Linked DNA regions of Homo sapiens: region 2 is linked to region 1. A link is a loop called in an ENCODE intact Hi-C map of the cell type or tissue named here. Cell type or tissue: PC-9. All regions are shown on one strand.

What was found. A loop is a pair of places that touch in the nucleus more often than their neighbours do. Peaks named below come from ENCODE experiments on the same cell type or tissue, not always from the same donor. Only the 100,000 strongest peaks of a DNase experiment are listed, where the experiment ranks them.
Region 2: a loop joins it to region 1, with 3 times the contacts of the local background. A loop is called at or near these places in 4 of 110 quality-filtered maps.

Annotation. Positions count from the first base shown.
Region 1 is chr1:209,263,635-209,271,634 of GRCh38, reverse strand. LOC105372896 (a long non-coding RNA gene) reads left to right here and starts at 4,909. Exons shown (of 5, transcript XR_922530.4): 1 at 4,909-6,174. It also overlaps the pseudogene ATP5MC2P1. In PC-9, no CTCF peak of the experiment used is centred here; no DNase peak of the experiment used is centred here; H3K27ac peaks cover 666 bases.
Region 2 is chr1:209,432,646-209,440,645 of GRCh38, reverse strand. No RefSeq gene overlaps it. Among named protein-coding and RNA genes, the nearest start is that of MIR205, 4.5 kb to the right of the region's middle. RefSeq lists enhancers at 5,279-5,876, 6,475-7,074, 7,075-7,672. In PC-9, CTCF peaks have their summits at 4,585 and 4,787 (motif pointing right); DNase peaks (open chromatin) are centred at 4,755, 6,305, 6,805 and 7,205; H3K4me3 peaks cover 2,099 bases; H3K27ac peaks cover 3,173 bases.

The DNA.
Region 1 (8,000 bases):
TCTATACATAAATTTTTATAATGTCCAGTATTGATCAATTATCAATACACATGTGCAAGAAATAGAAAAATGTGACCAATAACGAAGATTAAAATAACTCAAAAGACCCCAACTCCAAGATGATGCAGATGTTGCAATTAGAAGACAGAGACTTTAAAGCAGCTATTATGAATATGTTTAAGGACTTAGAGGAAGATATATTCATAATGAGCAGATGGGGCATATAATTAGAGAAATAAAACCTATAAAAGAGAACAAAATGAAAATTTTAGAGAGGAAAAATACTATAAAATGAAAAAGTCACTAAATGGGTTTAATAGCAGATTGAAGGTGGTAGAGGAAAGTCAATAAACATAAAACTAGAACGTTAGAAATTATACAAGCTGAGAAATGGAGAGGAAAATATTGAATAAAAAGAAACAAAGCTTTAGAAACCCATGTAACAATATTAAGCAGTTTAATATATGTGTAATTGGAGACCCAAAAGAAGAGACAGAGAATGGGGCAGAAAAAAAATGTTTGAAGACATATTGGTTGAAAACTACCAAAACAAAATAGATAATTCAAAATAAACCCACAATGATACAGTCAACTGATTTTTCATAAAGACACTGAAGTAATTCAATAGAAAAAAGTTTTTTGGCCCTGTGCAGTGGCTCATGCCTATAATCCCAGCACTTTAGGAGGTCAAGGCAGGTGGATCACTTGAGGTCAGGAGTTCGAGACCAGCCTGGCCAACATGGTGAAACCCCCATTTCTACTACAAATACAAAAATTACCTGGGCATGGTGGCATGTGCCTCCACATGCCTGTAATCCCAGCTACTCAAGAGGCTGAGGCAGAAGAATTGCTTGAACCGAGGAGGTGGAGGTTGCAGTGAGCCGAAATCATGCCACTGCACTCCAGCCTGGGTGACAAAGCGAGACTCCACCTTACCAAAAAAAAAAAAGAGTATTTTCAACTATTGTGCTCAGTCAACTGAATATCTACATGGGGAAACAAATGAACTCCAAACACTTACCTCACCATACAAAACAAATAACAAATAGATGTAAATTTAAAAGCTAAAATGTAAAGATTTTTGAAAAAAATAGGAAGATATTTTCTGAAGTTAAACAATTTCTAGCCAGGCATGGTGGCTCACGCTTGTAGTCCCAGCACTTTGGGAGGCTGAGGCAGGTGGATCACGAGGTCAGGAGTTTGAGACCAGCCTGGCCAACACAGTGAATCCCCATCTCTATTAAAAAATTCAAAAATCAGCTGGGCATGGTTGTGCACACCTGTAATCCCAGCTACTCGGGAGGCTGAGGCAGGAGAATCGCTTGAACCTGGGAGGCGGAGGTTGCAGTGAGCTGAGATCGCGCCACTGCACTCCAGCATGGGCAACAGAGCTAGGCTTCATCTCAAAAAAAAAAAAAAAAATTCTTAAATATTGAAAACAATGATTACAAAAGGAAATAACTAATAAATCAGATATCAAAATTAAAAACATTTGCTCATTGAATTAACTGTTACATAAATAAAAAGGAAAGGGACAGACTGGGGAGATATATTATCTCATGCATAGAAAAAACACCCAGTGAAACTAGATTCAAATTAAGGAGTTTGATTTTTCAAAGGGAAATAAAAATTGTTAAGGATACAACATACAAATTGAGTGAAAGTTCTGTTACACATATAATTGTCAAATAATTAGTATATAGAATCTATTAAAAAAAGTATCAAGAACTACCCAAACATCCATAAAAATGAATAAACTACAAGAAGATAAAGATAAAGAACAAGAAATGAAGAAAACCATAAAACAAAACATTCAACCTCATTAGTGGGTAAATGCTAATTGAAACCATAAGGAAATATTTCATATTCAATAGATTGGCAAAAATTTAAAAGTTTGACTACTTCAGGTTTGGCAAGGATGTGACTTCAATCAGAACTCTTATACACAGTATGTAAAAATGAAAATTGGTGCCAGTTTTTTTTAACTTAGAATTATCCAGTTTACTTAAGAATACATATAGCTTTTGACCTAGCAACTCTATTCCATGATATACACCTAGAGAAACTCTGGTCCATACCATAAGGAGACATACATAGGAATGTTAATCCTAGCATTCTTTGTGATAAAAATAAAAATACTAGAAACAATCCAAATAGAATGGATAATATATTGCTGAATAAATGGGATACTATATACCAGTAGAAACAAATGAACTATAGCAATTTACAGCAACATAGATGAATCTCAGGAATATGAAATTGAACAAACAAACAAAAAAGCAAGGCAAAGAAATACACAGTGTAATTCCACTTACATAAAGTTAAAAAACATGCAAGACTAAATAATATACTGTTTAGAAATAAAAATGTATGCCATAAAACAATAAAGAAAAACAGAAGATCAATAAACAGAAAAAACAGGTTCTAAGAGAATAGGGAAGTAGATGAGAGTGGTGATGGGCACACAGAGGAATTCCATGATGGGTAATGGGAATATTCTGTCTTTCAGACTGGCATATGAGTAGGTGGATGTACAAAAGTATACAGAAGTATATGTATATATTCATTTATATTCATTCAGTAGTGAATAAATATGAAAATACATCTCTCTCTCGGTAATGTTTATTGACCTCATGGTGTTCACCACAATTTTGGAAGTGGGATATATGCCGTCTGAATCCCAGCTCATAGACCAGTTTATGCTTCACCCTTGTTCTCATCTTTGAGTCCTACTTCCTCTTCACAGCCTCCATTCTCCCTTATCAACATAAAAGGAAATCCTATGACCAGTATTTGGGCATGATCAGGAAAAATGATAGGAAAGTACTTACAAGTTAACTTAACCTTTTCTCTCCATGTGTTTGTTTTGTGGTATGTTTATTTTTGAGGCTCTCATTAGTGGTTTAGTGGCTCCTTTACAGAAACTGGCCAGCCAGCACTTGACAACTCACACTAGGGTGAAGGCTTTCGAATTCTTGGCCCCAGGGTGTACTCCTTAGCACCATAAGGGTCTTCTTTAGCATACAGCCTCAATAGATAAGGTCTGCATAGTAAATAGGGCAGTGAGAAAGAATAATTTATATTATTAGGAATGTCCTAAGGGAATGTAGGTTATCCTACAAAGGAAAGGTAGGTTATCACTGAAGATCCCTGTTTCATAGATAAGGAAATACAGGGATTAGAAGATATAAAGGTGTTGTCCTGGATAATGAGTGGGCGGGGAATGTATGTCAAGAGGTACTGACAGCAGATATCTGCCTCTTAAAGAGGGTCTGTATGTACCATCCAATTTTATGTCTTCCTGATCATGCCCTCTCCCTGACCCCCCACTGTATGTTTAAACAGGAGAGTCCTGTCTGTCTTCTCTGCACTGGGAGCAGCTCTCCTGCCATAGCCCCTCACCCCGTAAAAATGTATGCCTGCTCCAAATTCATCTCCACTCCCTCCTTGGTCAAGAGCACCTCACAGCTGCTGAGCCATCCACTATCTGCAGTGGTGTTGAAATGACCGGAGACAATGGCAGATGAGAGTCTCAGCAGCTTGGCAGTCTCATGTCCCCTTACCTCACTTGTCCCTAGCTGCAGCTTCCAAACTAGTGCCATTTCAAGGGACATAGACATGGCAGCCAAATTCATTGGGGCTGGGGCTACCACAGTTGGGGTGGCTGGCTCTGGGGCTGGGATTGGGACTGTGTTTGGGAGCCTCATCATTGGTTATGCCAGGAACGCTTCTCTGAAGCAACAGCTCTTCTCCTATGCCATTCTGGGCTTTGCCCTCTGGGAGGCCTTGGGGCTCTTTTGCCTGATGGTGGCCTTTCTCATCCTCTTCGCCATGTGAAGGAGCCGTCTCCACCTCCCATAGTTCTTTTTTCCATGTCTGATGGGCCCTGTGTGTTCCTTTTCCTATACCTCCCCAGGCAGCCTGGGGAACATGGTTGGCTCAGGGTTTGACGGAGAAAAGACAAATAAATACTGTATTAATAAGAAAAAAAAAAGTAAACAGGAGAATGAGACCAGCATGCACCCCTGCTTGGGTAGTCAATGATATACTGGTACAGACAGTGGTAAAAAGAAAACAGCAGTGATGCCAGGGGAGTAGTAGAAAGTGGTAGAAATTATTACCAAGAGTGAGAAGGGGATTGTTCACCCACTACTTTTCTTTGGACTTGTATATCTAGGAGTATGATATTCAAATGAAAAGGAGTAGAACAAATATAGCCAAGGAAGAATTAAATCCCAAGAAAGGGATGGAGCATATCAGAGAAAACCTTGATGCCCAAAAGACTCAAGGTCCCCAGATTCAGTCAGTCACTGGAGTTCTGAAAGGACTTGTGTTGCTGCTTACAAAGCTATTTTCCTACATCAAGGACAAAAATATCAACGGCCCATGCCCAATAAGTTGGAGAACCGCTTTACTAGAAGTTCACTAGAAAATATTAGGTGTTTTTAGTTGACTGCAAGCTGAAAACAAATAAGGCACAATAAGAAGCACTGGAATGACTCATAATCTTACACTGTGCTGATGTAAGTGTGATGCTGAGACAAAGAAAGTCGAGTCCCACTCTGTTTATTTTTGGCGTTTTAAGAGAAACATTAATAAGCTTTAGTGTGCTAAAGGAGAAAAAACAGATTGCTGGGAGTACTGCAGACAATGCCACAGGAGGAATAAAAGTGCTGGCTTTGTTTATAACCATGGAAAAAGATAAGCCTTAGCCACAAGGAAGGAGCCCCATAGCTCTCTTCCAGCGTTTCAAGCACTGCAAAGTACAAGAGTAATGAGACTTTTTCTGCATAGCTTCAGAGGGCGGAACCAAGAACAATGCTTAGAAGTTAAAGGGGAGAAAATTCCATTCAACATAATAAATCTGACAATCTTAGATTTATATAAGGTTGTGTAATCCACAAATACGCTCATGTGCATCATCTCACTTTAGGAAGAACTCCTGAACAATTGATGATAGAGTGAGCTGCCAGGCATGTTTAAGCATAGACTAATGAATCCACTAGACTAGATGAACTTAAAGATTGTGTCCAACTCAGGCTGTGAATCAACCTAGAGGTGCTTCCAAGTCAGCTTCTAAACTGAGAGGAAACAGGGAACAAACGCAATAACACCTGCATCAATTCATCCTTGTGTGTCTCCGTTTATACTTTTGAAAAAGGAAAAAAGTGAAAAGACAAGTTTGTCTTTACCACATGGGGAACTGGTTGAGTTAGACATCTCATCCTTTAAGATATTCAAGGGGATATTGGCTGCCTGTCTTCCTGGGGAATTCTGCACTGGGTAAGAAGATGGACCACATGCCCTGAGGTTCCTTCTAACACCAAGACTAAGGGAAAGCTGTATTTTATACTTGGCTCTACTACTTTCTACACTGACTTTGAGAGAGCCTTGTTTTTCACTCTCTGGACCTCAATTATCTTTCCTATTACAGGAAGGTATTGGACTCTGTGACCTTTAAGAGTTTTAGAGAACTCACATTCTAAAATTATAAGATTTTATAAAGAATATGTGGAAGCTTCATTCTTCCACATTCTCTAAGAAAAATTGATCCTGAGTTCTGGTCCTAGTGAGATTATGGTGGCAGTGTAGTTTCTTAATCTTTTCAAAACTCCTCCAGAAAACCAAACAGAAAATTAGAAATAGTGTAAAAATATGCCTAGATTATATATTTTTAAATACTAGGTGATAGGAAACATCTCTAAACCCTACAGTACTGCTGTAGTCAAAACCACATGTAGAAATGGCACCTAAAGGCAATCCGCTGTGGAGTCGTGGCAGCAACTGAGCAGGGTAGAAACACTGGGGTTCAGATGGTGCGAGGTGGCAGAAACAGGAAAAGAGAGTGGTGGGCTCAATGCAAACCTTTGACAAGCCCTGTAAGCTATAGAACCCAAGATCACCCATGAAGACTCACCCTTAAAAGAAGGCCTAATCTGGAATAAAAATCTGTGTGGACAAGCCTGAGAATAACTGTGAAACTACTATTCCGATATGCTCAGAGTTGCAAGTGAAAGCAGGAGCCTGCAGACAGCATCACAAGAGACCTGAGAGTGAGGCAGTAGAGCAAACCCTGGATGATTGCCAAAATATCCAATAATATCCTTTTCCAGAGGGGAAAACCGCCAGAAGCAGACACGTTGAGCCGGGCAGTAACTCTGGACAGTTGAGATGGTAAGCGGTGTGGGGAGGAGGTTGTGGGCCCAAAGGAGTCAGATCCCGGGAAGTCATGTAAGAAAAAAATAACTTGTCTAAAGGGGAGAGCTCTGGGAAACATAGAACTGAAGGCAGGAAACCTTCTTGGCCAGGCGTAGGCCTGAGAGATGGATGGGATGATGTATTTTGAGTCCTTCTTAATAACAAGAAAAGATGAAGCTGAGAGAGTGACCCTAGTTCATCCCCTGGCCCCCACTGACCAGGAACTGTCCCTTAATAGTCTAGGAAAAGCCATTTCATTTAAACAGGGAACACACAGAAAAAAAAATAGTCTAAATAATTCAAAGTTATTATTTAAAAAAAGGTAATAACGAAATAAATAACACCAGAAAAAGTGGACACAAAGCAGATGAAAACTATAACATTCTGTTTCGGAAAAACACCCGAATCAAATTTTTTCTTTGCTCTCACGCCACAGCAATGAACACAAAAGAAGACTTCTATGGCCAAATTCTTTGGGGGGGGGGGGGGGTTCCCCACCGACAAACAGTGGACACCAAGTAATTCAATTCTAATTCACCTCAAATTCACCTCTAGTTCAATTCCCACTCTAGCTACCTGGAGATAGCATCGGATCCCACAGGCTGAGGGCTCAGACCCCAAGACTGCCCCCGCCAACACACCCTTGTGGCAGACACTCCTTGCTGCAAATCTGAACTTCTGACCTAATGGCTTCAAGTTGGGGTTCCCACGACCCCCTCTGGGTTCGATTAACTTGCTGAAGCAGTTCAGGGAAACACTTAAGTTCTTAAGTTTACCAGTGTATTATAAGGTATATTACAAGTATATCACTAAAGATCCCTGTTTCATAGATAAGGAAATACCGGGTGTTTTTCCTGTTTCATGGAGAAGCAAATACAGATGAAGAGAAGCATAAGGCAAGGCACGGGGGAAGGGGTGCGGAGCTTCCACGTCCTCCCCTGACATAGCACCCTCCAGGAACCTCCACGTGTCAGCTATCTGGAAGCTCTCTCAGCCCTGTCCTTTTGGGTTTTTATGGTGGCTTCATAACATAAGCATGATGGACAACTATGTAGACATGTGATTGGGCAAAAAGTGCATGATCTAAACCCAGAAGGCCTGTTTGCCCAGACTTTTTTTTTAGGGTGTGGGGCAGGACCCGCTCTGAATGAGAGTCTTTTAACCCATAATCAGGATAGAGTCCTGCCTTGGGCAGGTGAGAGGAGGACAGGAGGTTAAAGAGAGAGATTCTGTTTCTCGAGGCCTGTTCCAGAGACATGAAGCACCCCAGATTATAAAAAAACTGTAACCAGAGTTACGGAGTCATGATCCAGGAATGGTGAATGAAAACCTATATACGTGTGTTTATATATAAAGTATATAAAATCATAATATCATAGATGCAATAGCAAAGTGAGAGAAAATAAATTAAAAAATCAATAGACACTTTGAAAGAATAGTATAAACCAGAAATAGAAGAAATAGTTAAATAGCCAATGGCTATGAATTGAGAACTTACAGAACTCAGGAAAGTTATTTTAAAAAATACACTTATAAATAAAGACTAATAAGTAGCAATACATGGGAAAAAGATACTATGGAAAAATACAGTGAGAAAAATCAAAAGATAAAAAAGGAAAAATGAAGGAAATCAAACAGAAATAAAGGAAAAGATAAAAATTATTTGAGAGAAAATGAAGGATGAGAAGACAAGTAAATATAAAGAAATAATGAAAAAAAGGAGGATCCAACAAAATAGTCCCTAAGGAAGGAAAACGAGTATTAAAATTATAAATCAGGAACAGTTTGCTGAAATAGAAGTT
Region 2 (8,000 bases), 170 kb before region 1:
CACTCTGTCCCCCAGGCTAGAGTGCAATAGTGTGATCTCAGCTCACTGCAACCTCCGCCTCCCCGATTCAAGTGGTTCTCCCACCTCAGCCCCCCTAGTAGCTGGGACTACAGGCATGCACCACCATGCCCAGGTAATTTTTGTATTTTTAGTAGAGACAGGGTTTTGCCATGTTGACCAGGCTGATCTTGAACTCCTGACCTCAGGTGATCTGCCTGCCTCAGCCTCCCAAAGTGCTGGGATTACAGGCATGAATCACTGTGCTCAGCCTGAACATTTTATTTTAGACCTCTACTTTGTTAACATCTAGTCCTTCTGTGTCTTGTAATTTCCTTATGGCTATGACCTCATAGCCTTGCCTCAGCCCTCCTTGTCCTCCTGTCTTTTCTTTTCTCTGTTTAGTAGGGGGAAAATAATCCTTCCTCTACCCTTTTAGGTTCATTGGCTGGGGCCCACAAGTCAAACTAATTAATAGCAGATTAACAGAAGAAGAAAACACTTAATTGGGTAGGTATGCACAGAAGTTCATAAAGAAATGTGAAAGAAGGAGATTAGAATTCAGAACTTATATACTATCTTAACAAAGGGTGATAAAATGTGGAGAAAAAGTTAGACAAGGGAAAAGGAGTTTGGGCTCCTGTGGTGGGGGTAAGTTGTGGGAAGATGTTTAGAAAAATGTATGGTAATTAAGAGTTGTGTAATGAGGTCCGATAAGTCATCTCAGGTAATAAGTGTTGCCGCTAGAACAGTTATCTTTCTGGTACAACACAGGGAGGCACACTTACAACTGGAAATTTATGTTACCTTTACAAACGAAAAAATTTATGTTGTTCTTAGGCAGTTAAGGGGAGAGAAAAATAACTTTTCCTATGTCTGCTTCTTCTCACTTGCCTTCAAGTCAAAATAATTCTCTTGCCAAGTTGGTATATTTGAGATGGCATGTTCTGATCCTCTTCAGTATCCTACTACAATTGAGATACATAAAAATAATTATTTTCATATTTATCATTCATGAAGTACTTTTTGTATGTGAAATGACTTTGAAAGGTGAAAGGTAGGGACTTTGTTTTGCCTTGTAACATTTTACAAACTGAAGCACAGATTTACTGTTTTGCTGAAGGCCACAGACACTGGATTTGAACCTAGATCTATCCTGCTTCAGCTTAAGTTCTTCCCACCCAGTCACTGACTTTCTGATCCGACATCACTGCTTGGCATGTTCATTTATTGATGGAGTTTGTTTCTCCAGTAAACACTGGAAAAGAAAAGTAGCTAAACATTATAACTATCCTTTAAAAACATATTTATATTCAATATTTAATTTTTAAATTTTTTCAGCTCTACAGATTCCATTCCCAAAAAAAAAAAAAAAAAAAAAAAAAGAACGGAAGCACTGAGTTTTAGAGTGATGATAAATCTACATGGTAAAGTTAATGAGAGAGGAGTAGCTTCTCAGCACAGCAATAAAGTGACTTGTTAGAAACAACACTAGACTAAGAGGCAGAAGAAATTGGGTCAGTTTAAGGCCTGGCCCAGAATCTTGACTTTTGGTAAATTACTTAACTCCTTTCTTCTTAAATCTTGAAAATTGCCCACTAAGTTTAGGTCTGGATTTTCTGGCGGCGAAAGTGTACTCATGGTTACTTGCTCCAGGTTGGTTGTCACTTGTCGAACTACTTGAAGTTGCTTTATCTTAGTTTCTGGGTCACAAACGTTTCATTTCTCAGTAACCTACCTCACATATTAGGTGTTAGGGCACTTTTACTATTCTAAACCACTGGTGTTTCCTGAATAGGGATCACCCGGCCATTTCCACATTCAGAAAAGGCCCCATCTTCTTCATCATTTGTCAGAGCCTTTGCTGCTGTGACAAGCCAAGCATACCCTCCTGTGGCCTTCTCTGGGCCTCTCCCGTCTCCCCAGATTGGCTAAGACACCAGTGACTTGAAAGAGAAGCCAAAGGAAAAGGAGAGACACCAAGATGAGACATGAGTCTGGGCCTCCTGCTAAACTGAGAGGAATAGTGTAGGAGAACCGGGTTTTGAACCTTGAGCCCCCTAAGCCTTTGCTATTCACAGTGTGATCCAGGCATCACAGTAACATCACCTGGGAGCTGGTGATAAGGGCTGAATCTAAGGCCCCATCCCACATGTGCTGAATCAGAATCTGCATTTTTACAAGATTCTCAGGTAAATTGTAAGCATATTAAAGTTAAAAAAAAAAAAAACGTCATTGATTAATGAATCCATAGCAACTTTCAAAATTAGCTCTGAGTGGCAAGAAATGTTAAATAGAGCCCCCGTGGAGGGGCATAGGAAAGTTGCTGCCATTGCTGGGAAGGACTTGACTCAGGAAGGAGGGAGCCTGGATCTAATTGCAGTAGATAAATTGACTCAGCTAAAAGCCAGGCGTTCAGGAGGGCAAAGTGGAATGATGTGGGCTTCTGAGGTGAGGCCTTTAACAGTTGGATTATAATGCAATGTGCCATAATGGCATAGTAATGAAATGTAATTTATATGGTTCTGTTATTAAAAGGGACACTTTCTTTGTTCAAGGCTTTCTTCCTTCTTAGAAGGCAGATGGTCACAGGGTAAGGTAATGAGACAAAAGGAACTCATTCCGTAAAATGTCTTAGTTTCTCCTTTGGCCTGCTTTTTGTCTATTTTCAGGTGAGGATCTCCCTCATGTTGGCAACTTTGCCAGGTGAGTGTTCTCCAGCCAAGAACTTCATACTTTAAAATTAGCTGGATACTTAAAGGAGGGAGTGGTAATATGAAGCCAGGTGTCCAAGGGGTCCAGGTGACATAACGGTCCCCAGTCTCATCTCTGAAAGGTCTTGGGGAGTGACCTCCAGTCTGGGGATGACACTCCTGGTGTCAGAGCTGCCTCAACTTTGGAAATTTCTTTGATGGAACCCACAGGATGGGGCTTCATCAAGAAGCTGCTTCTCCATTGCTAAGCTCAGTGCCCACGCCACAGCAACATGATTGCATCCTCCTCCCTGATCACTGGTTTGCTATTTCTTGCTTGATTTCTATTGATTCTTCTACTTTCTTATGTGCTCAGAATTTTCTTTTTGGCCAGGCACAGTGGCTCACACCTGTAATCCCAGCGCTTTGGGAGGCCAAGGCAGGCAGATCACCTGAGATCAGGAGTCCGAGACCAGCCTGGCCAACATGGCCAAACCCCATCTCTACTAAAAATACAAAAATTAGCCGGGCATGATGGTGTATGCCTGTAGTCCCAGCTACTTGGGAGGCTGAGACAGGAGAATCGCTTGAACCCAGGAGTAGGAGGTTGCCGTGAGCCGAGATCATGCCACTGTACTCCAGCCTGGATGACAGGGTGAGACTCCATCTCAAAAAAGAAAACAAAAAACAAAAACAAAACAAACAAACAAAAAACCAACTTTTTTTTTCTTTATTAGCTCTTCACCAGCTTCTTTCTCACCAGTACTTTTCACCTGCCTTCAGAAAAATAAAGTAAAAATTTGAAATGGCACTTACCCTGGAAAAATTGTTGTATCTTTCTCATTGATCTTATGACAATTTTAAAAAAGAAAACTCTCAAGGCTCCTACAGTATGATACATATACTAAATGTAAAGGTAAACAAAGCAATGAAAACTCTCCTAAAAGGAAGGTGATGGGAGGAGGAGATAATTGTGATAAAAGTTAAGGTTGGCCTGAAGGTGTGACTAAATGGCACAGTAAGTTTAATGCTGGATTTCTGGCAGCCAAAGGTGTGCCTATGCTTACTTATTCCAGCTGAGTGGGCACTAGACAAGCTTCTCGAAGATACTTTTACTTGATACTGAGATTACCATCATCAATAATATTTTTGAGTGCAAGAAATTTACTAGGCCTAGGCACTTGCTAACATGTTTGCATGCATTATCTTACCTAATTCTCATGCTATCATTAAGAGATCGGATAGAGTAGTAGCTCCAAGTGTGAACTCCAGAGTCAGGGAGCCCAGGTTGGATCTTAGCTTTGCCACTCGCAGGCTATGTGATCTTGGGCTGGTCCCTTACCCTCTCTCCTCCATAAAACAGAAATATCAGTCATACCTTAAAATGGCTGGAGACATTAAATGATTTAATATACACAAAGCATGCAGTGTCTGGCTCTTAGTAAGTACTTGCTATTATTATCATTATTTCTATTTGACAGATAAGGAAATTGGGTCTTAGAGAGGTTAAGTGGCTGGCCCAAAGTCCCACAGCCATATCAAATTGGCAGCAGATCTAATTTGATCCCCTCTTAACCACTTCACATGCTGACTCAGAAGCTTTGGGCTGCTCTTGGCAACCTCTTGGGTGCAAATAAGAAATTCCTCAGTATTCTCCTTGAGCAGTCAATGTTCCATTATCTTTGGTGAGAGTTTCTCGTCTATGGATTATCTTCAGGGAACTTCTTCCAGGTGTTTGGCTTGGTGAGTCCACTGGGATAGTGTCTATTTTCAATGCGACTTTAAGTAAAGTTTAAATAATGTGGGAATTGCATTAAACATTATAGTGTGTATTTGTTTATCTATGGATTCTATTTATTTATATTTATTCTGAGCCACCCATCTCTTCCCAAACACAATTGAAAATAGCAGAAATTTAAGTCAATTGCTACTACATTTAAAGTCCACTTCAATGTCACATCCCCTAGAAAGATGCCTTCCTTGTTTTTTCCCATGATCTCAGAATACACAGGTCTCTCTAGACCTGGGTAGTGACGTTGAGGTCCAATGTGGCTGTATTTCCCCCACTGCCCACCAGGTGTCCCACCGGTCCCTGCTATCTGACAGGCAGCAGGAAAAATGGCCATCTTCACCCCTCCAAAAGGTTCCCAGGATTTGAAGGCGGATGGTGGAGAGATTGTGGGGAGGAGGGAGGGAGGCTATGACGAGACTCCCAGATGCTGCTTCTTGTCCCCAGACAAAGAGAATTTTTCACATTATTTTTCTTTGATGTGTAGGTGTCTCTCCAGAAAGCCCAGCCAGTTCCCTGCAATTTAGGAAGCTTTTATTTCCACTAATGAACTGGTGTCTGGCCAGGGCTTTTCATCTCTGAGCTTGAGGTTGGGGCTGCTGTCTGCCTCCTGTTCCTTTTGCCTGAGAGACCCTGACAGCCTCCCTTCCCTCCTCGGCCTCTCCTTTTTCTTCCAGGGGCTGAGTGAAAAAGAGACAAGAAAGAGACTGCCCCTTCTGCCTTGTAAGTTTCCTCAAATATCCCCTGAATCAAGGGAGTACCAGCATGTGACTGTGGCACTAACTAGCCCTCTTGCCCACATTAACCTTATTTGTCCAGATTACTAGTGTTACTGTGGTAGAAATATTTCCTCTCTGCTCTTAGGTAAGACTGTCATTTGCTTCTCTTGCAGTGGGGAGTAAGGGAATTTGGATCCACTGACAAAAATTTAGTAAGTGGGGCATTTTAAATTTCAAAGTAAATCTGTCTCCCTTTGCAGTTCGTTGGCTCCTTGCCTGTCATCAGTACTTGCCTTTTTTTCCTCCCACTTTTCTTTTGGAGGATCACATACAAGTTGGGGAGGCTGCTCCAAAGCCACATGGTCTCTCAGATATTGCCAGCTGTACTGGGACTCTCTGGAGTCCCTTGTCCATCACCACAGGTCACCCCAGCAGAACCTGGGCATCTACCATAGACCTGAGGTGTCCAAATTGGGGCAGTGCTCCAAGCGGTCTGCAAACTGGTGCCCTGATTATAGGTTATTCTGTGATTGAAGTTTCACCTAGAGATCGGCTGAGAATGTGAATGGGATGTCTGCATTTAGCATCAGGTTTTGGAGCTTTGATGTGGGCTATTTCCTCCCGAAGGGCCTTGATAACAAAGACCACAGCACAGTCCTGTGGGAGTTTCTAGCTTCTGTACCCACTGCCTCATTATATGCATGGCTTTTAATATTTGGAGAGCCTTTGCCAATACACATTTTCTCGTGTACTGGGAAACTGGAGCCCGGATGCGATATATTATTGATAGGATTGTAATTTACTCCTCTTGGGTTGTATCTACAGTGTATACCATTAGCACAAAATATTAAATTACCAGTGGTTGTATATATTTGTCTATCCAGGTTTGGCTCAATGATATTTGCCTTTTGCCTCAATAAAAGATTGTGAATAATGAAAGCAGGGTAATATTATTTTGTTGTTGTTGTTGTTGCAAGGGAATTTTGATGAAACCATTTTCTCTGTGTTGTGTTTTTGGCGAGTCATGCTTTGCAATGAAGACATGAGACATAAAAGAGTGGGGGTTGGACATAGAAGATGGATGAGCAGCTTGCTCCAGCTCTGGGCACACACTGGCTTCCCTGGCAAGCTGCTCTGGGCCAGGCTTGGGGCTTTCTTTTTCTGCAAGAGGGAATAAGCAATCTGTGCTGCATTGGTGGGAGGAAGTGGGCAGTTCAGACCTTGGTGCCAGAAATACCAAGCCCTGTGCCTCTCTTGTGAAGATAGCATTTGCATGGGACTTTGGGTGTGGGGGAACCCAACAGCACATCAGGTAGAACCTTTTGTAGTCACAGCATTGTGCCCTGGCTAGTGTTTGACAGTCTACCCTCTGGTCACCATTGTTGGCCATTTTGGTTCCTGCCTCCACCTGGGCCAGGTGGCACATAAATACACAAGCACTTATCTCCTATAAAAAGATTCCAGGTCATAGGGCTCAAACCAAGCTGCAAATAAAAGTGCCACATCGTGTCTGTCGTGTGCTTTTTGTTCTGATCTCAGGGCTTGTTTCAGACCTTGAATGGGAGGTGTTTGCTGGTTAACTAGGAGTTTGCTGGACAAACAGCACCCCACAGTTGGATTTGCTACGCAATTTTTATGAGTAAACATGTTTTTAAAAAATGCCTGTGGCTTGGCTTCTTCATCCTTTTGTTGCCTGTGGGTCTTGGAATGAAGGGGTGGGGGTGACAGAAACTAGGTTTTAAATCTGTATTAACTTGACACAGAAAAATATTTTGGAGAAAGGTTTATTCCTTTTAGTTCCTGCTGGCAATCTGGGACCCTCAGGGGTCAAAAACCAGGGAAGGGTTGGGGGAAGGTGAAGAGACCTATCCCCCTCAGAGGTCACTGGCTGGGGGGCAGGGCTTGGCCATTCAAGTGATCGGTATCCATCTGCAAAGCTGGAATCTCCTTTAGAGTGAGCTCCTAAGAAAAACACCACTCAGCCAAGGAGAGCTATTGTATTTTGCTGCCTGGGGCACATTCTGGAGGTGAAAACCGGTTTTTCTGAAGACTTGTCAGGGCCAGGCTTTGTTCAGAATCTGCCAATTTAGCCAGACTGGCTCCTTAAAGGAGACCCCTTTACCTGAGGCAGGGGCCAATTATAAAAAAGGCTTGTGGATGGCATTCCCTTCATAACTGGGTTGGACTTCCTTCAGACTTAGGAACTTTCTCTTGTTCCACACCTTCTCCTTCCTTAAAAAGGAGAAACATGGAGTAACACACACACACACACACACACACACACACACACACACGCACACCCAATCACACTGAATTGTAAAGAGAATGAAATCAGTGCTAAATCTATCAAAGCGTATCATAGACCCTGACAGCTGAGAGGTATTATTTGCTTTTTTCCTCCCAGATTTCTACCGAGCCTGGTGTTTTAAGCTATGTCTTGGGGAGAAGAGACCCATAGAAAGGCAATTACAATTGGTGAATGATTAATGTTGGATCTGACATTTTTATGTGTCAAATATGTTTAACTGCATTAACCTTTGCAGAATCTACACCCATACTATGAGATATATCTTGTATAGCATCGGAAATATCTGCAATCTGCCTTCACTTAAATTTTATTTACATTTACTTTATTACAATATAAATAGGTTTAAAAAATCTTTAATAGAGTGTTTTTACCCCATTCTGCAAGTTCTGCTTGCTCTGTGGGGAGTCTAAGGGCAGCAGGGTTCCTTGCTGATTGCAAATAGTGTCCCAGCCACCTGCCTGGGGACCCTAAAGAGAGAGGAAGCCAGTGTCAAT